Regions from separate parts of the Homo sapiens genome. Here region 1 is linked to region 2. Evidence: read pairs that join two places in POLR2A ChIA-PET (ENCODE). Cell type or tissue: PC-9. All regions are shown on one strand. Each heading gives the region's core, and the rest is flanking DNA. Links, peaks and the distances in the headings are about the cores only. Region 1 has its middle 130 kb from the start of GNAI1. Region 2 has its middle 160 kb from the start of GNAT3.

Region 1 (11,254 bases), core at 2,063-10,062, 81 kb after region 2:
AATCAAAGCAAGTAGTCAACCATGTGTGGTAGAACTAGGGATTCAGGCAAATATGGTTGTAATCTCACACTTACTCACTGTAAGACCTTGACAAATTTTGCTTAATCTTTCTGAGCCTTTGATTCCACTTCTATACAATGAGGGTAATAACAGTACCAGCCTCACAGGGTAGCTGTGAGGATTGCAGAGCCAGAAGAGTGCCCAGAAGAAATGTCCAGCACATTGAAAGCACTCAAAAGTGCTTGTTATTGGAAACAATAATATTATTCTATTTCTTTTTTTTATTATCCCCGACAGTACCTAGCACAGTGCCTTGTACACAAGTATACAATAAATTGAATGTATTAATGAATTAATGAAAATAATTATGATATGACTATATACAACTTCTTAAAATGTGTACAACTATATTAAATACTTTTTCTTTCCTTCTTCCTCTAATTTCTTCTTTAAAGACAAAGACTCAGGATTTTCACAATCCCTGGAAATAAAGAGATGAGATTTCACAATTTTTCCTCCAACTGTAGATTGACTGTATGGTGCTGAGAATCTCAGTTTAATGGTGATTATCAATAATGTAAGTTATCAGGAACTCAGATGCCTATTCATTTGTTCAACTATTTAAAATAAAAATCTTGAGGTGAGGATGGAGAAAATTAGGCAACAATATAGATTTCTGTTACATCGTTCTACAATTTAAATTTTTAGAAACCTCATAATCCAGGAAACTAATTAATTGGTTAGTTTTATGTCTCCTTGAAAATAGTCTATAGGGTCTAAAATGACACTTCTCAAAATATAATGTTAAATGAATGACTAGAAAACCTTGTAAAATGTAGATTCTAATTTAGCAGTTCTGGTATGGGGCCTGAGATTTGTGTAAGCATGTATGTGATGCTGATGTTGCTGTCTGCAGACCAGCTTGAAAAGCAGGAATCTAAGATCTTAAAATATTCTACATTGTGGCCATGCTCGGTGGCTCACGCCTATAATCCCAGCATTTTGGTAGGCCGAGGTGGGTGGATCACAAGGTCAGGAGTTCAAGACCAGCCTGGCCTTCATAGTGAAACCCTGTCTCTACTAAAAATACAAAAAAAAAATTAGCCGGGTGTGGTGGCATGCACCTGTAGTCCCAGCTACTCAGAAGGCTGAGACAGGAGAATTGCTTGAACCCAGGAAGTGGAGGTTGCAGTGAGCCGAGACCATGCCATTGCACTCCAGCCAGGGTAACAGAGTGAGATTCTGTCCCAAAAACAAAAACAAAAACAAAAATCTACATTGCTTGAGATGAGGGATAAATATAAATTTTTGAGCCAAAACAAAGGAGATAAGTTAGAATTTTTAAAAATGTTATTTTATCAGCCATTTGATCTTCCAGACAAATTTTAAGTTCTTTTCAATAACCATCATTAACTATCAAAAAATAACACATAATGCCTTACAAATGGAGATTGTAACAGAGAAGTAGAGACAAGTCAACATAAATTAAGTGACAACAAAGTATGACTGACAAGGTCTTTTTTTTTAGCTTTCTATGAAGAGCTTGGGGTTGGGGGGAAGCCATACTTGAAAAAAAACTACCAAAGTGTCAGCTTTTAACCAAAAATGCAGAAACAAGGGGGTTAATATTTAAAGTCACATTATACAAGGCAAACTTAAAAAGTGGGAAAATATTTACAATGTACATGAGAGACAGATTAAACTTTTAAATATATAACAAGGTCTTAGATATAAAAAGATTCAGTTTAAAAATGGGAAAATGATTTGAACTGTTGAACAGGCAAACCAGAGGTGAATAAGCACACATAAGTTTTAAAAATATAACTATACTAGTAATTAAATAATTACACATTTAAAATATAATGCCACTCTTCAACTACCAAATTCTGAGACTAAAATTTTCCTTCCCAATGCTGTCAAAGATACTATGAAATTGACACTCTTACACAGTTTACTTTACTTAGGTAATTTGAAAAAAGCAATTTCATAATCTGTATTAAGGACCTTAAAGTACTCACATACCATGTGTCTATTCAAGAGCTTAAAAGAATTGCTATTTAAAATTAGAGGCTTTCCTTCCTTAGTCCTGCCTAGTTGTAAAGCGACTAATTTCTAGCCTTGAGATCTGGTGTATTCTTTTACATCCATGATCTATTTGATTTTACTAAAAGCAAAATAACATTCTCAAAGACTTCTTTCTTAAAGAGATGTAATATCAGATGGCTCAATATGTTCTGCATCACATCCTCTCAATCCATTTTTGCTTTGGCCATTGGTGCATTAACCAGCTGCATACAGATGTCCCTTGACAACATCTTGCCTCCACTCCACTCTGTATGCCTTCCTTTCTGACCTCGGAGCTTCTGTGCCATCACTATGTGGGACACGTATATGAATCAATTCAGTTTTTTAATGCTTGTGCAAACCAGAATATGTGAAGGGCAGCCCTAGGTCAATGGGACACAGAAGCAAAAATATTGCACTAAAGTTGCTGATCTACCACTGCAACTGTGGAATTCCCAATCTGCCAGCAACAGAAACCAATGCCAAGTCTTACATATAGAAACATAGCTTATGGAGCCCAGCCATTCATTTTATGTCAGGTTGATCAGTTTGGGCTATATTCATGCTGCAGGTGACAGCAATTTTCTCTTGCCAGAATTGAAATCACCTCTGGATATCAAGTTGCCTTTCCTGTTCACAGTGTTTCTTGACACAACACAACTCAAATGCTTATAGAGTACATGGGACCCTCTATAATATAAACTCAGATCAAATGATTCATTCTAAGGAAGAAGGTAGGACACTAAATACCTGACCAGGGATTCACTGGTCCTCTCATACAGTGTGTCATCTTGGAAGAAGCTGGTTAATAGAATATTCAAACACCAATTAAAGCATCTAAAGCAGCATCTTGGGGCATCTTCTAGGTTGAGATGTATGCACTGAACTAATGCACTGTGTCCCCAGTAGCTAGACTACTTGAGTGCAAGAAACAAATTATGGAAGCAGGATTGGCCCCTGCGCCTTTGCTCCCAGTAACCCTTTTGCAGAATTTCTACTTCCTCACCCTATAAATTGAGTTTCTGTTGGATTAGAAGACCCAGCTCCTGAGTGGGACTGGGGAAGGGAAGCAACAAGGGGAAACATTTAACTGTGTACACAGCAAGGGTTCCATTAAAGTAGAGACTGGTCAGGATTCTCTTATACCAGTGGAACAGCAGGTAAAGAAAGGAGTTACAATATTGTTGGACATGATCTGGAATACCATAAGGAGGGGTTGTTGTAACACAATGTGGGCAGAGAGGAATATGTCGAGATCCAAGTTCACTGGAGCATCTTGGTGTTTTCATGCCTATTGATAAATGTTATAGGCAACTGCAGAAAATCCAAACTGGCAACATTAAAGCAACTGAGGGCTCCAAACCCTCAGGAAGCAAGCCACTAGACCAAAGTTCTGGCCAATGATGAGAAAAGTAAAGAATCAGTGAAGAGGAAGAAGGAAATAAATTATTTGTTTTATGGGATTAGCAATCATTTACTTTAGGACTAGTTGCAGTAGTGGAGAAAGTATATTATTACATTAACCTTTGCATATTATTAATAAGTCATTGTCCCTGAAAATTTCAAAAAATAAACATAATAAAGGGTGGTCAGCCAACATGATTATACATGTATATAGTTACAGTGAGGGAGACTGAGAGTCATTAAGTAGTTACACATATTTAAAATAAGTTAGACAATGACAGGCAAGGCATATTTATACAGATTAATGAATTGACAAGAGATTCCAGAAATAAATTTAAAGTTATGTCAGTTTACTGTATGATAGAAGCATTTCATGTAATTGGGGAAAAGACACATTTTTCAACAAGTGATGTTAAGGTAACCACATAGGATCCTTCCTTCCTGCATTTGTTATTTTTTAAGTGCTAAAGGAATCAAAGGTGTAAATATAAGGTAAATGATAAAAATATTAGAAGAAAATATGAAATAATTTAACAACTCAACTACACATGAATAAAACATAACTACAGGGTACAAGCATCACAAATGCAGTCAGGCTTAAAGACAAAATTGTGAGACAAAACTTGTAAAACAGATGATTATAAGAATAATTAAAATTAATAGGAAAGAAGTCAATGACCCAATTAAAATAAGCAAAGGATATTAACCAATTATTCGTCAACAAAAGAAATATGAATTTTTTAAAGATGTTCAGCCTACTTTTTAAAAAAAGTAATACATAAATTTTAATTTATTTTGGCAGAGATCAAAGAGTTTGAAAATGCACTATACTGGCAAGGGTGTGGGGAAGGAGCTGTTCTCATACTCTCTCGGTGAGTTATAAACTGACATAACCTTTACAGAAGGCAATTTGGCAATGTCTACCAAAATTTAAATTGTAACTACTCTGCCCCTTTATGGTATTATTTACAAAAAACGAAATACTTAAAGAACCTAAATGCCCATCAACAAATTGTAGTTCATTTATACAATGGCAGCTCTACATAAACAGATTTCAAACCATTTCCAAGATATATTGTTAAATTTAAAAAGAAAACAATTTTAAGAACCAAATATTTATAATCTGGGAATAAAAATGGATATATATGTATTGTAATATATGTGTGTACATGCTTGTACATGCACCTATTATCTACAGAGAAATATATGTGACCTATCATCATGTTTGCCTCTGGGTGGGGAATGAAATGAGGACCAGGGAGAAATGAGCACTTTTCACTATCAACCCTTTTGTATTTTCTGAATTTTGTACCATCTGCATTTATTAATTATGCAAAGATTGGTTATGTAAAAGCTAATTATTTTCATCATTACTATGATTTTTAAATACTAATTTAAATCATAGTTCAATAGTTAACTTTCTATCCTATAAATACATAATAATTTAATAATTTTTCTATTGTTGAATGTGAGTTTTTTCTAATTTTTATTATAGATTTTGCATGCCTATATGTAGTTGTTTTTTCCTATGCCTGTTCTAGCCAAGCTGATCTGCTCACTGTTATGATCTACATATTCATACCCCTCATCTTCTCGTTTACATTAACCCATGTGACATGCCTTCCCAGCTTCTCAATGGCTTTAAGCCCAGTCCATCTTTTACAGCCTTTTTTCTTTTCTCTAACTACCCTTGACAATAATATTTCCTTTCATTTTTAATATATGTATTAACTTTATGTGCCTATTTTGTTTCCATTTATAAAATAGAAATATCAATATCAACCTCAGAGTATTTGTGAACATTAAATGAAATTAATATCAAGAAAAATGTTGTATCCTTGAGAAACACTACAAAAATATAACTAACATTATATATATCGCACTAATATTTTATTTTAATTATTTCTTATGTTATTTTTTGTTGTGCTCATGCCACTGTTATACTAGTCATCATTTTATGTACTTTCTGTCTGCATGTATATTGCCCATTTACTAGATGATTACTGCTTTAAAGGAGTATTCATTGTTCATCTGTGTGTCTTCCACTACCACATATTGCTGGCACCTTTCACGTAAAGATCCTCAATAATGCTGATAGGCAATCAATGCTGTTACATGGCTGATTCTAATATTTGGATTTGGAGTTACAAACTACTCTATAAAGAATTTTAAAATTAAGAGATCAGAGTGCAAATGATAGTCAATGACTTATTTATATTCTTCCTTGAGAGAAATGCTCAACCAAAGGACACTTTCCTCTTCCCTTGTGCTCCCCAACCCACCACCAATTTATATAAATACACATCTTGAAGGAAGCTGGTAAGCCTACTCTAAAACACAATTTAGGTTGCATCTCCTCTATGAGACCAATAAGCCTCTCACACAGTTAATCACAGTCTCTCTAACTTATTTCTATGCCACCTATTTCACCCGTAGACTTCACTTCACCTATTGTCCTGTGCATAATTATCTACCTGGCTTTTTTGTCTATTTTATGGTGGCTCTTTAAGGCAATGACCATGATTTTTCATCCTCATATCCTCAGTCCCTATCACAGTTCCTGACACATGGTACATGTGTCTATTAATGGCCTCTAAATTGTAATTAATTAATTAAAATTAATTTGAGGAAATTACTTATATATATGCTTCCTATTTGCAAAAACAAAATGCCTTGGGATGCAAATTTGATTGGAGGAAAATATGTATGCATATAAGTTTTATGTAATTTTCTTACAATAATATTTTGGTATACTTAGCAATAACAAGGATACCCAAAGATACTATTTTACCATCAAGTATAGAGCTGAAGAGAAAAAGAATTGCATAGAATATTCTAAATATAGTTCAGTGACTACCTGCTTGTCATGCCATTACTACCTACTGGCTGCTGTTTGACCATGATCAGCAAATCAGTAGATGTATTCCTGATGATACTTTTATTTTCTGTGTAATGGTGTATTAATTTAGCTGGTATTGGCTGTCTTAATTAGAATCAGTTAGAACATCAGAACATTGTTTATCAAGCATGGCAAATATTTGCCTTAACTGCTTTGCTGTCTTCTCTTTAAAAAAAAAAAAAGAAAAAAAGAAAAGAAATGATGTGCTAAGAAGGCCTAGAGGGAGAGGGCAGTCGGTTGAGTTATTACTGAGTTGAGTTATTCGGGAGTATCCCAAGCCCCAATCTCTTGATTTTTAGATCACTGGTGGACTTTAACATATATCAAGCTTCTTAGTAAAGACACTAAGATACCGACAAAATAATTGTGTTTTTGTATATATTTTATTAACATATATTAATAAAATATATGTGCATATTTTATGTATTTATATATAAATATATAATCTAGATTATGTATGTTGACTGTAAATTAGTAAATTTTTTTTACCTAGAAATAAAAACATAATCAGAGGGTTAGATTATGCTGACAGGAACATTAATTTTGGCAAATACTAGATGTTAGCCCTCAATTATAAGTTCACAATCAAACACTGCATTGAATGCTTAAAGGCAGGTGTGGGCCAAGTAAAAAAAGAAAAAGTACTTTGATGTGCTGATTTTTCCCTCTCTGTTCTTCTAGACTCTGCTTTAAAATTCTCAATGGATTATATCTCCTGGGCTTACCAGTTCTCTTGCTTATTATTGGTTCTAGTCAAAAAAGAAAAAGAAAAGAGAAAGAAAAGAAAAAGCACCAGCAGGAGATGAGAGGAAGAGAAGAAATAGACATCAGAGCATTTATTCCCTTAATCTCCTTCATTCAGGCGTACTGCTTGGCTCTGGATGCACTTTTTGCTATGGTCTAATTTATGTCAGGAAGTTTTATTTCCATAGCTACATGTCCTACCAGGACTGACAATATCATGGGACTTTTAGCTTGAAGTTAGTCGACTGAATATTCATACCAAAATTTCTGGCTCCTATTCAAAACCGACATTATAGATTATCAGTTTAAAACTGACATTGTAAAAAGTTTATAAAATAGATGTTAATACATAGCTGTATTAAGAGGGTAAAGAGGACAAAAGATCCTCACATTCAAGGCTTTAAAGCAGCGACCAAAGCCTCCCACAAGTGCTAGACCTAAACTAACGGCATCACCAACAAGTATATGCACTAAAAGGCCATGGTGTCAGCACGTGGCCATAATCAAAGGCACATGGTGAACACATGACTGAGAATCAGCCACCATCTGAGAAAGGCCAGAAAAGGAAGCAACAAATTCAAGAAACAAAGAATTTATACTCAATAACATACAGATAATATATAAATACAAAAAGAATTTGGAATAAATATAGTTACTATCTTCAAAGAGATAAGAGAAATGCACTCATTATGCAAAAGTATATAATTATGGAACAAAAATTGACTGTTGTGGACACAGAACTTAGAGATCATAAAACTACCAACTTGTTGGAAATTAAGAATTATGAAAACTCACCACAGTTAAGTCAAATAACAAATTGAACCTAACTGAAGAACAAAATAGTGATCTGCAAGATTAAGGAATTCTACCTGGTGGCGGTACACAGTTGATTCTCATTATTCACAGATTCCATATTTGGGAATACATCTACTCACTAAAATTTATTTGTAATTCTAAAATCAATACTCACAGCACATTTGCTGTCATTCACGGGCATGCACAGTGTGGTGAAAAATTTGAGTTGCCAGATGTACATGTTCCAAGCTAGGTCAAACTAAGGTGATGCTGTCCTTCTTATTTCAGCTCTCATACAAAGGCAAGGACAGAATGGAGGAGTACAGGGCAGTACACTGCAGTGCAAGAAGCTCTGGCTCTAGGATAAGTTGGAAGGAGTTTGGGTCCCAACTTTGGCACTTGTTGGTGGGGTGACCTTAGACAAGTCATTTAAAACTTCTGAATCTCATTTTCTCTTTTGTAAAATAAAGAAAACAGAATCTTCCAGGATAAATTGTTTTTTAGGGTTTAAGTTTATAATCTAAGTGAGATTGCACCCTAGGAACAATGGCTCAGTATTCCCTAATTCAGTGTCACCAAAGACTTTCTAGAACACAACTACTGTGCATAACGCGAACCAACTCTGGAAATTATCAAAGAGAAGTTAAGAAGCATGAGGCATAAATCTAGAAGTTTAAAAATGTAAATGGAATGCCAGATGAGATCATAGAAAAATACTTAGAAATAATAGAAAATACTACTATAATGTGTAGCAATTTCTCAAAACTTTAGAAATATGATTCCACATATTGTAAAAACTCATATAATGCCAAGCAAAGTGAAAACAATTAAACAAGCAACAAATAAAACCTCACACCTGAACACACTGTAGCTTTCACACATTAAGGATACAGAGAAATTTCTGAAGTCATTAAGAGAAAAAGGATAACACAATAAAGTGTAAATGACTCACATATTTTGAACCACATAATGTGATTGCAAATCAAAATTTATCTGGGAAATGAAAAGATGCCTCCAGTTTCTGTATGGAAAATAGATGCGAGTGAGAAGGGACAGAAACTGAAGTGACTTCATGAGTTTTTCTCTTTTTGGCAGTCTAGGAAATGATGATTTCAGGGTTGCTAAATTCAGTGTGGGAGGAGACCAAGAGAGATTCCTGCCCTTCACAAATTCAAAGGAGGCGCCTGCAGATCTGCAGTCAGTCACACATTTCTGGATCTTTCTCCAACATCTCCAGCCCACATTCACCACTCTCTCCGCCAAATTCCTGAATCTATTCTGTATTTCTTCTTCTCATTTATCCCCCACAGTGTCGTCTTGTTGAACTCACATTAAAAACTCTGTAAAATAGATGTCTATTAAAAAGAAAGGGGAACAGTGAAAACGGAAGATGGCATCTGTGAAAGAGAAAGAAGAAAAAAAGAAAAAAAAATAAAGAAATCAGTTCGGGTCAACATGTAAGTTATCCTACTTGTTATACAGTTGTGAAGACCTACCCCTTTTATTTTTTCACTAAGTAATAAAATTCCAATAGTTTATGCAGTAAAGAGGAAATATATGTCTTGCAAAGGAGTTCAAACAGATATTAAAATTTATATTCATCAAAGCAAAGGCAATTCTCTTCTTGGCAAGCATGGAAACACTAATCGTGCTTCTTAAGAAACATTTTTCTTCTTTTTGCTCCCCTTTGGAATTCACTCAATATATAACCGACAGATTACTCTTTACAAATACTGCTAATTTGGGGCCACTTCCCTGTACAAGAAATTAAATTTATTCCCAAGTATTTCCAGTATGGACTTTATGCTTTTATTCCTGGATTATTGTTTAGTCTTATCATACCTTAACAATAATCTAACCTTACTTCCAAGTAACTTTACTTCTTATAGCTCCCCTAAACTATATCCACTTTAGTCAGAATCTTAACTTCATCCCTTAATTTATTTACGTGTACAGGCATAGGATAATGTTGCATTATCTCCTCAGAATGATTTTTTCCTTCCTGCCGCCAAAGTCTGAACCATTGCAAGAAACCTTCCTTCTTAGTGATTATAGACTCTTGGTGTCATACAGTAAATGAAAAAAAAAAAAAAAAAAAAAAAAAAAAGACAATGATAGACCTGGCTTCTAGAATTTCAGTAATTTAATTGATCTCATGACTATTGATGTTACCATCAGTAGAGAAAACAATGAAATGACCCAACTGCTTTTCAAGTTCACAATTATAAGGAATATAAGATTAATTTTTTCCCATTGTCATCAAAATTGAGCCCTCTGTAATTGCCTCTATAATGCTTCATCTATAACAGAGTCAGCACTGGCCATTCAAAACATTTACCCTTAGAGTTTCTGTATGCCAAGTGATCATCAAGGCACTGGAGATTCGTTGGTTATCAAGACATACACCATCCCTGCCCTTCTGGAGCTAACATATTTAGTGGAAAGACAGTGAATTATTACATAACCAAGATAATTTTCAGGTGATGAGTTATATCAAATAAACAGGATGATATAGCAGAAAATAAATTGGATAAAAGAGAGACAACTACAGATTGAGCCATCAGGGCAGGTTATCTGGGTTGTATAACACGAGTTAAGGCCTGGCAAAAGAAGACACAGCATTTCTAGAACTTGAGAAAAAAGATTCCAAGTAGTGGTATCAAGAAGAATACAAACCTTGATTTCAGAAGTACATTGATGTATCTGGGTAATAAGAGAGGTTCCAATGTGGTTGCAGCATAGTGAGGAAGGAAGAAAATGGTTTGAAATGAGGTTGGAAAGGAGACAGGGCTGAATTATGCATAGCATTGTGGACCACGCTGTGGAATTCAGATTTTATCCTAAGTAAAATGAGAGGCCACTGGAAGATTTTACCAGGAGGTTGGCTCTAATTGTCATGTCAAGATTGCTCTGTTTCCTCCCTGGAGAAGAGAGAAGACAGCATACCTATTCTACTTTCTCCTACTTCACAGATAGGTTCTGGAAAAAAAATTATGAGTTTTGGAATAAATAAAGTGGCTTTTCATAACTACTAATGATGACCAAAGCATTTCTAGATGGATCCATGTTCTCTAGACATCTTAGCTTTAAGGATATTACCTGCAAAATACTCCACATCTTAACATCAGTAGATCAAATGACTACCAAACATTTTTAAAATTCTATCTACAAGCAGGGCAGAACTGAAAGAAAAATCTTCTAAGACAAGAGAAAACTCAAGTTCCTACCAAGTGAGCCAGCTAATTGAATAAGGAAGTAGTAGGAGTGAAAACAATGCTTAATTACAAAGGCACTAAGCAGGGCAATGTTGCCTTTAAGTGGAGAACACAGCATAGCTTCACCAATTCT
Region 2 (11,254 bases), core at 1,787-9,786:
CATCCAGGTTCATTAAAACAGTACACCTGGGTTAGAGAGTGTATAGACCCCTTCAAGTATATGCATGGAAGAAGAGAAAAAACAAAACAGACATCTCAAACATTATCCAAATTTTAGACATTCAACCAAAATAAGTACATAATATAAATATAAAAAGAAATCTCTGAGAGTAATTGTGATTGTGTATCCTATCCATTACCTATAGTCTAGGAATATGTTTTGCAAAGTAATTATTTTCTGTCTCAAAATGGACCTATGGAAAAGTTAAGAAGTGGCTGAATCCCAAGGATGTGTGTGATGGTTAATACTGTGTGTCAACCTGATTGGATTGAAGGATACAAAGTATTGATCCTGGGTGTGTCTGTGAGGGTGTTGCCAAAGGAGATTAACATTTGAGTCAGTGAACAAGGAGAGGCAGACCCACCCTCAATCTGGGTGGGCACCACCTAATCAGCTGCTAGCATGGCTAGAATAAAGCAGGCAGAAGATGGAAGAGCAGACTTGCTGAGTCTTCCAGATTTCATCTTTCTCCCAGGCTGGATGCTTTCTGCCCTCAAATATCAGACTTCAAGTTCTCCAGAAGGCTGTGTATGCCCCAAATCACCGCTCAGTATATGGTATTGTTTCTCCCATAGCCAGAATTTAGGGGTCCAGGAATCAAGGGGTAGAAGTAGAAATGGCATCACTCACCATCACCCCTAGTGACCCACCAGCGAAATTTTTGCTTCCTGTTCCCACAACATTAGACATCTGCTGGCCTAGAGGTCTTAGTTCCAGAAGGAGGAATGCTGCCACCAGGAGACACAACAATAATTCCATTAAACTGGAAGTTGAGATTGCCACCTGGACACCTTGGGCTCCTCCTACCTCTAAGTCAACAGGCTAAGAAGGGAGTTACAGTGTTGGCTGGGTTGATTGTCCCAGACTATCAAGATGAAATTAGTCTACTACTCCACAATGGAGGTAAGGAAGTGTATATGTGGAATACAGGCGAACCCTTAGGGCATCTTTTAGTATTACCATGCCATATGATTAAGGTCAAAGGGAAACTATAACAACCCAATCCAGACAGGACTACAAATGACCTAGACCCTTAAGAAATGAAGGTTTTGGTCACTCCACTAAGTAAAAATCCACGACCTGCTGAGGTGTTGCTGAAGGCAAAGGGAATATAGAATAGGTAGCAGAAGGACATTTGTTTGCAGAACATGTATATTCTTTCTTTTTTTTTTTTTGAGTCTCACTCTGTTGCCAGGCTGGAGTGCAGGGGTGTGATCTCGGCTCAACCTCCGCCTCCCGGATTCAAGCAATTCTCCTGCCTCAGCCCCCTGAGCAGCTGGGACTACAGGCACGTGCCACCACACCCAGCTAATTTTGTATTTTTAGTAGAGATGAGGTTTCACCATGTTGGCCAGGATGGTCTCGATCTCCTAACCTCATGATCCACCTGCCTTGGCCTCCCAAAGTGCTGGGATTACAGGCATGAAGCACCACACCCGGCTAGAACATGTATCTTCTAAAGCTGAATTCAACTGTATGTAATTTTAAAACCTTTTAATGACTGGTAGTTTTGGTAAAGCAGTGTGGAGAGAAGAGGAAGAAAAGGTATCCAAATAGGAATGAAAAGGAGAAATAATGAGTAGAGAAACTATTAGGAAAGGGAGTGAGGGAGACAGAAGAAACAAAGAGAGATAAGGGGGACAATTGTGGAAATACTGTTTACCTAGAGGAGAAAAGGAGACAAAGAGAGATAAGAGAAATCTCTACTGAAAAAGCTCAACCAAAGAAGAAAGTAAATATACCATCTCAGTTCTAAGCAAATTCACTTGGACACCCAGGACTGGATATATTGGATTCCAATGAATTTTTAACAATGAAAAATAATTTTACCTTTTTTCTTTCTTTCTTTTTTTTTTTTTTTTTGAGACAGGGTCTCACTCTGTTACCCATGCTGGAGTTCAGTGTCATGATCATTGCTCACTGCAGCCTCGACTTCCTGGGCTAAAGCAATCCTCCCATTTCAGCCTCCAGAATAGCTGGGACTAAAGGCACAGGCCACTGTTCCTGGCTAATTTTTATATTTTTTGTAGAGAAAGTGTCCAACTATGTTGCCCAGGTTGGTCTGGACTCCTGGGCTCAGGCTATCCTCCCACCTTGGGCTCCCAAAGTGCTAGGATTATAGGTGTGAGGCATTGTGCCCAGACACTTTGTTGTCTCTTTCTTTTTTCTTTACATAGTCTTATTCTACTCTTCCCATAGGAATGATTATATTTTAACATTTTATAATATCTATGGGAAGCAACTTCAGCTAGTTTGAGCTCTTCACAGAGTTCTCCTACTGCCATGACTGAATTGTTTACTCTGGCTCCCTGCTGCCCTTAGACCAAATGGCTGATTTCATGAGAGTAGGGACAGTGGTTTACTCACCACTATAAATCAGTAGCTAACCTAATTCCTGGCACATTGCAAACACTTTTATCAATTAATATTTATCAAAATATTAATATTTATTAATATTTATCAAAATATTAATATTTATTAATATTTATCGAAATATTAATAAATAAAATTTAAAAATTAATCAGGTGTCTTCATCAAATTTTCTAGCCTCCTAGCTAAACTTCCAAATATGGATAACAAATGAAATAACAGCACAACTCCATTTAGAACAGAAAAAATGGGAGGGAGGAGATAAAGATGATGTAAGGCATGATACCTCCTATTTTGCACTATATTTAAGATTCATTTTATTTTACCTCACAATTTACCACAAGAAAGCTAGAAGTTTTTGTTTTGCCTTTCTACATATTTCAGCTTGGAAATGTTATTTTTAGCTACATATTTATTTTTACAAAATCACACCACAGCAAAATGACTTGGGCACCCTGTAAAATTTATAATGAAGGGACCTTATGTGTCAATCAATGGTATACAGACATGTTGCTCAGAATACTGCTCCCTTATTTTTCTACATAATGATCACATTTGGGAGAACTGGCCTTTTTCCAGGTCCAATGCGCTTTGCTGTTGGGATCTTACATCCCACTTGATGAGGTCTTCTTAGCAAGGTTACCCTACAGCAAAGCCATGACATAGAGAGTAAGGGCTCCTTGACTTTTGTCCTCCGTTTCTGCTCCTTGCTGTCAGCCCCCCAAGCCCTCATGCTATCCCAGAGGGCATTGCTCTTGGGTGGTTACTCCCTCTTCTGCCATTGCTGATAGACTGTATTCCCAGTCGGCTTCCCATGTAAGTACGTGCATGCACACACACACGCACACACACACACAAACACACACCGGCACCCCTTCCAGCATGGTATTCTGAGGTTAATCTTAATGTCCAACTCTTCACCAGAGTTAATTTACACTTAAAAAAAACCCAAAGCATATATGCAGATGGTTAAAAATCAAGTAATTTAGAGGAACTTATAATGAAAATCATCAGTTGCCTGTTTGAATTCCAGTTTCTCATTTTAGAAACAGATGGAAATTTTATGGCTTTTGGCTGCTTATACTCTTATTTCTTTATCTTTTAAATAATCATTTCTACACATAATTTACTTCATGCTTTAATCTCTAAGAATTTATCTTACACTACTTCTCACCTCTCTCTTTCTTCCTCCAATATATTTCTATCCTGTCCTTACTTCCCCTATAATTCAAATTACATTCATCACAGAATTGGAAGGCTCAAATATTCTACAGCTATCATCATTATTATACAGCCATGTAAACTCATATTTGTGAAGACAAGTTAATAACACGGTAAAATGTTGACCACTTAAAATAAAGTGCAAGTTTAAAAATGCATATTTATCAATATGGTGTGATTCAAATTCTATAAAATATATAGATTTTATGCAATAAAATTATAGAAAAGAAATATATGAGTTGTAATGTTCAACTCAGCAGAATAAGATTATAGATAATTTTAATTTTCCTGTTTATATTTTTCTACATATTTCTAAAACAAATACATGTCACTTAGAATTTTAAAAATTAAGGGAGAAAATAACCCCTTGAGAAGTACGAGGAATTAATACCTATAATGAATTTTAAGCCCATGGTAAGGCTAATTTTAGGCCATGTTCCTCCCGTTATATAAACTTTGGAATGCTTATTTCACCCAAACCCTACTTTTCCACCCAAAATATGCAAACTGATGACAGGCCAGAGATCCAAATCACTATAAAAATTCAGGACATCATCAGAACTTTTAAAAATGAAAATCCAACAGTTTTAATTAAGTGCATAATACATATGTATGAGTGCATTGTCTTTTGTAATAGAAGACACAGCTGTTTGGTATGGGTTTGAAATCCAATTTAAAATTTTGTAATCCTATGCTAATGATCTAAAGAAAAAAGGAAATGGTAGACAACAACATTTTGCATTAATATTAAATGTTCTCAATGCCAGAGGAGTCCTCACTATGTCAGTATTAATTAAGAGCATTTTCTTTTATAGTAGCATATTTTCTTATGGCTGTGTCTCCCATCTCTAAAAGCATACCAAATTTCTTTTAATGAAGAATTCGTTGTGCATTGCTGAATTTAAGAAATTGTATCTTATTCTCAATATTCAAGATTATATAATCTAATGAACACAGCTGGAAATATTTTGCATAAAGTAGGAAGAGAGTAGGCCTGGCTGAATTATGTTCTCTCCAGTCCCCAAGAAATTACAGCTCACCCGTCCACACCCTGTTCTGCCCACAAGAGCTTCCTCCCTCCATCTGGGAATGGACAACTGAGACAGGATTTTTCAGATCTGCTTCCATCAGCCCACATCCTTCCATTTAACTGCTGACAGTCTGTCCAACTGCCTTAGGGTCAATCTGGCTCTTTCCTGCTCAGAGAAAGTAGATCAATGGTAAAGCTCTTTGCATGTGTCTCCTTGAGACCCTAATTGACTAGCCACATGGACCTGCCTAGGAGTTGGCATCTTCTCCTTGGAATGAGGAATTTGTGACTTGTTCCTTATTTGGCCTTCTAGCATTGTCCCCTTGGCTTTCTGCTCCCCTTGTTTTTTAGCCAGAGAAGACAGAAGGAATTGCCTGTCTCTCTTTTGTTTCACTACCCTGTCGCTTTAGGTCCCTGTGAAAGCTAGAGACTGTCTTCCTCCCAGTCCCTAATTAGAGGTCCCCATTCTCAGGGTTTCCTCTATTCCTGTGCCCTGATTCCTCCACCAAAGTCAGGAGTATCATCAACGAATCTGCAATTACAGTAGAAATTAGGATCTCTACTGCCTGGGATTGAATAGAATCTTGGCCTCTCTTTTTTAGCTTTATGGCCTTGATCAAGGCACTTAACATTTCTATGCCTCAGTCTCCCTACCTGTAAAACAAATAATACTACCACCTACATCATTGTTATAGTAAGAATTCAATGAGATCATGTGTATATATACACACACTTACATATACATATAATACTAAAACAATGCCTTGTACACGGTAAGTTCTATATAAATGTAGCTATTATTATTATAGAAGACACATAAGAGTTTCACACACACACAGACACACACAGACACACACAGATATACTTTCAAAAATCCCTGTCCAAATCAGACAGGCATGGGAAGGCTATTTAGCAGGAAAAGTAGTCCTAGCAAGAGGGAACTACTCCCTAGCTAACAGTCCCCAAGGCACAGCAGATCATAGTGGCAAGCAACTTGTTAATGACAGCAATGATAAGATGCATTTTCTGGGTCATTCTGAGTCTAAGACCAATGACTCTCAGGCTGGCTTAGTGCTATAAATATTTGGCTGGAGAATCAAACCAGCAGCCAAGGAGGAGTCCAAGATAAGATTCCTTAGCTCTGTCTTTTTTTTTTTTTTTTTTTGAGACAGAGTCTGGCTCTGCCACTTATGCTGAAGTACAGTGACATGATCACAGCTCACTGCACCCTCTACCTCCTGGGCTTAAGCAATCCTCCCACCGCAAGCCATCAGACCCAGCTAACTTTTAAATTTTTTGTAGAGACGGGGTCTGGCTTTGTTGCCCAGGAAGGTCTTGAACTCTTGGGCTCAAGCAATCCTGCCAACTCAGCCACCCAAAGTGTTAGGATTACAGGCATGAGCCACCACACTCAGCCAGGACTCGTCTTCATGTATGAAGATTTCCAGGAGAACTGAGACCCAGACAAAATTTTGGGACTAACTCAGAACAAAAACTGTTAAGCAATTTGTGTTAAGCAATTCATTTGGCAGAAAAGCATTTAAGACTTCAGGTCAGCTCATAGGCAAGAGTCTGACTCAAACAAGTCTCATTTGAAAAGGAATAGGTAGATTACGTGTTTTAGGTGAAGACTTGATGACTCATTAGACTTCATGCATCCCTCTGACTCAAATCTGAATAAGTATACTAGCAGGTGGTGATACAGCTACTGGAAATGGCTAGGCTCTTGACTCTATTCCAATAGCAGTACTACGATTTCATGCCTACAGCAAACCTTTCTCCAAATTACACCCACACTATAATCAGCTGCAAAGGCCTTTTGTGACTATTTATAAAGGGCACTCTTTAATTCACCCTTATAATTTAGCTGGTAGCATTTGCTGGAAAAGTTTTAACAGCTATGCAATGCAAAGCCACTTCTATTAAGTGCACTGTCTCCGTTCTAAGTGTAGAGTACACCACACAGCCATGAAATGGTAACCAATACAACTTTCACCAAATTCTGATATGAGAGTCTAATATTCCTCTCTTCTCAGCAATAGCAAACATTTTGGAGGCGCCACAAAAAGAGTCTGGATTGCGTTGGTCTGTGCCTGCCCCAAACCAAAAAGCATAATGAAATTTGTAACCTTAAAGTCATACTCAGAGAATCCCCATTAACCAGTCTAACTTCTTATCAAAGAGGCACATGGGGTCCATCAAAGTTGCTCTAGAGCGACTACTGCTCACTATTATCTGGAGATCTTGTTAAAATGCAGATTCTGAATCAGTACGTTTGGGATAGGATGTGAGATTGTGCTTTCTAACAAGCTCCTAGGTTACCCCAGTGCAGACCGCACTTTGAGTAGCAACAGAATTGGTGGGAAGGATGGGAAGATTTAGGGAGCACTGTGGGTCTAATTGACACATATGTGAAAATTGTGTCATTGAATCTTTTTAGTGGTTATGCAATCCTAATGGAAATTGAGATCTATTGAAATCAGTAAAGCTGATCCTTACACTGTCAGTCTTTATGGTCTCATTATTTTTACCATCATCATCATCACCATAAAAACAGAGAAATAATACCCATAAATAGATTTAAAAAACAGGCCCATGAATAAGAAGAGGGTTTGCAATTGCACAGATGACATAAATGTGTATATTTTTGTAGCTCATCACTATATTAGGAACCAAAACTACTCTTCATTCAGATTTAAAATACAGGAAATCAGCTGTTGGTCTTTCAGAAAGTCACTCTTTTATTCCCCAATGTTCTCATTAATAAAGTGAAAGAACTTAATTAAACTATCTATTACTTTCTATGTGTAAAATACTGTGATTCAATAAATTTGATTTTTTAAATATCAATAGTTTTTGAGGAACAAGTGGCTTTTGATTACATAGATGAATATTATAGCAGGGAAGTCTGAGATTTGAGTGCCCCCTTCACCAAAGTAGTGTACATTATACCCAATATGTAGCTTTTTATCCCACACCCACCTCCCACCCTCCACCTTCTGAGTCTCCATAGTCCATTATACCACTCTGTAATCCTTTATATGCCCATAGCTTAGCTCCCACTTGTAAGTGAGAACATATGATATTTGGTTTTCCATTCCTGAGTTTCTTCACTTGGAATAAGGGCCTCCAGCTCCATCCAAGTTGCTGCATAAGACATTATTTCATTTTTTTAATGAGTAGCTTTCTATGGTATATGTATACCACATTTTCTTTATCGACTCTTTGGTCGATGGGAACTTAGGTGGGTTCCATATCTTTGCAATTGTGTTGCAATACACATTCATGTGTAGGTGTTTTTTTTTTTTTTTTATATAATGACGTCTTTTCCTTTGGGTAGATACCCAGTAGTGGGAAATCTGTTTTTTTAAATTCACATGTGACATCTGTCACATCTGAACTTGAATAACACGTTATACCACATACAACAAAGTTCCTTTTCACATGCCTCAAAATTGAGATGAATAATGACAAAAATAATTTCTTATCACTCTTACTAGTACATTATTCCAATCATAGTAACCATGTTATGAAATGAACAACCTCAAATACTTGAAGAGGAAAACTGCTTGGAACTGAAAACATTACTTGTCTACTAATAGGCTTTCTGGTTTATTTTGTGATATTACTTAAAATTTTTTATAGAAGCTCAATTCTGAAAATATATTTATTGCTATGAAAAATATTATATAGCTGAAATGAGCTTTGACTTTTGAAGAAATTCAATGCTATTTTCACGAAAACTTCACTAACTGTTTCAGCAGAAGTAATTCAGGATATTTATGGTAAAACACTAATTTAGCAACTATAGCTCCCCAAAACTTATACCAACTACAAGTCCTTTTTCAGACAACTTGTCTATATATTTTTTTCTAATAATTTTCTTTGACTTGCTTGCCTCTGGCTTGTGGGAAGCGGTTTGAAAAAATGCAGATAAATCAATTATTATGAAAGATCCCATGTAGTCAACTTTCAATTATGTAAATACTATCTAATGTTTAGTTTCAAGGATTCTACCTTCATTCCTTCTGCCTAACTACTTATTTACTTGCAAAGTAGGAAAAGACAAGAAGAAAGGCGAAAACTTCATTCAAAATAACCGTTCTTTTATTTCTATAATGTATGGGAGCATGTTAGGATATTAAACATAACAATTAAGTATTATTGTATTTACTTGCACAAATATTGCTTATTTTGATTTTTTCCTACTAATATTTTCATCTGGCAAAAGAGAATATTTATAATAATAATGATGATGATGGAGAAAGAGTATAAAAATGACCAATTGTAAGACACTTTAATCCTCCAAAATATCATTGTTTTATAGAAGAAAAAAAACAAATCTCCAAGTGGTTCAGTAACTTGCCTATGGTCAGGCAGCTAATAAGTGACAAAACTGATACAAACTCTGGTTTTTCTGACTCCTAAGCCCATAGTTTTTAATGTTTCATGTGCATTCCTCAAATTTGTGCCCAAAAATATTTGAATGGCTTCTTACAACATAGAATAAAAAGAGAAAAGCCCTATTTAATAGAAACTAAGAGATACAGAATGCTTAAAACTTTGGTCTATTCTGTGAAAGAAAATTTAAAAATACAACAAAAATACCCCCTTTTCTTTTTAGTTATTTGTTTATTTTTATTTTTAAGAGAAAATATTTACTTTAGAAGGGAAAGCGAAAGGAAGAATGTTAAATTACTAGATTTTCTTTCTATAAAAATTGCGGAGCTTGCAGTGAGCCGAGATCGCGCCACTTGCACTCCAGCCTGGGCGACAGAGCAAGACTCCGTCTCAAAAAAAAAAAAAAATTGCCTGACATTTCTCAAGATATTTACAAGGTAATCTCTCCAAGAGATTAATTTCAGGTTCATGTGAAAATACAAAGTGAAGAAAGTGTTTCTGCATCTGCCCCCCATGCCCTCACTCCCTCTCTCCCTCTCTCCCAGACACAATGTTGCATTCTAGGACCTGGAAAGATACTCAGCATATACTAGGGCCCTAAGAATTATATATTTCCCATGGTGTGTGCACACCCAAATAAGCCTACCCTCACCTTTAATTGCAAGGAAAACTTTTGGGTCACCAAGTGTAATGTATTCCTGTCAAGCATTTCATCATCAATGCAATTCAACAATGTCCATGGTGTGTGCATACCCAAATAAGCCTACCCTCACCTTCAATTGCAAGGAAAACTTTTGGGTCACCAAGTGTAATGTATTCCTGTCAAGCATTTCATCATCAATGCAATTCAACAATGTCCACCTCACCATCTCTTTAATGTCAATAAAATGCCTTCAGTTCAAACTTTTTCCTTCCTCTTCTTTTGAGAAATTCCAATTGTTGTATCCTCCTTTATTCTTCACTGTAAATGAACTTCATCATATTTATTGACACTCAGAGGGACAGCAAGGTAACATCTTAACTATGCAAGCTCCTATTACACTTGCTAAAGTTTTTGCAGCATCTGATGTTCCTTTCGCTATAAGAACTTTATTCTGATCCTTTCTTAGACCACAACATATGCTATATGTGATTTGGTTAATGAAGCTATACTGCCAACATCCTAAGCAATGTCTACATTGGCCCCTGGATATTGTTACTCTGTTCTCTTAACACTTAAGCCACAGCTGACTTCCGCAGTGTCTTATTGTAATCATACAAACATATTATCCTAAATAATTAAAATTTTACATAAAGACTAAATAACTCCCATGATATTCCCCAAGGACAGAAACCTAAAAAATATATACAGTTAAGCTCAGAAAGGATATATACACTGAATTTACATAATACAATTACATGTATATTTTTCACAAATTGTACTCATTTGAAATTTTTCACCAAAGGCAGTGACCATTAATCGTTAGCAGTGTGCAGAAACACCTGCTTAGTTCATATTTAACAGTTTGCCTTAGGACTTGGTTTCTAAAAACACAGTGGATTTCAGTAGAGGGAACTATTGGGTGTTTTTTACATTAAAATGGCTCTAACTTTTGATACCATTAAACTTTGACTTTTAACTGACAAATAATAATTGTATATATTTATGGAATACAATATTGGGATACATTATGGGATACCGTTATGGGATACAGTGTTTCAATTGTGAAATGATCAAATCAGGCTAATTATCATAATGATTACTTCATATATTTATCATTTATTTGTGGTAAGAACATTTAAAATCCTGTCTGTTCGCTGTTTTATTACATTTTTACCATCTCAGAATCTTCTTTCTAGTTTTGATGGAGAAATTTTTCAGCAAATTTCACATCTTTCTCTCTGTGACACACTCACACACACACACAGACACATACACACGAGCTATAATGAGATAGCTTTCCAAAAAATGATATTAAATGGGAGAACATCACCAATGAAATCATCACCACATAAATCTACCTAAGAGTCAATAGTTTTGGTTTTTACCTGCCATAATATTCTTATGGAAAGCCAATGACTGATACAGTATTTTGGGCATAGAAGTTATATAACTGAAAGGACATGATATTGAGAAAATGAGTTTAATGTATCCCTCAAGGATGACAAAAAGCATATTCATCTAGTTGAATT

The links. ChIA-PET counts read pairs that join two places held together with the same protein. Peaks named below come from ENCODE experiments on the same cell type or tissue, not always from the same donor. Only the 100,000 strongest peaks of a DNase experiment are listed, where the experiment ranks them.
Region 1: POLR2A ChIA-PET joins it to region 2 with 24 read pairs; 2 of 35 experiments call an interaction of 5 or more read pairs at or near these places.

Annotation. Positions count from the first base shown.
Region 1 is chr7:80,261,321-80,272,574 of GRCh38, reverse strand. No RefSeq gene overlaps it. Among named protein-coding and RNA genes, the nearest start is that of GNAI1, 130 kb to the right of the region's middle. In PC-9, for the core only: no CTCF peak of the experiment used is centred there; no DNase peak of the experiment used is centred there.
Region 2 is chr7:80,341,897-80,353,150 of GRCh38, reverse strand. No RefSeq gene overlaps it. Among named protein-coding and RNA genes, the nearest start is that of GNAT3, 160 kb to the left of the region's middle. In PC-9, for the core only: no CTCF peak of the experiment used is centred there; a DNase peak (open chromatin) is centred at 6,290; H3K27ac peaks cover 741 bases.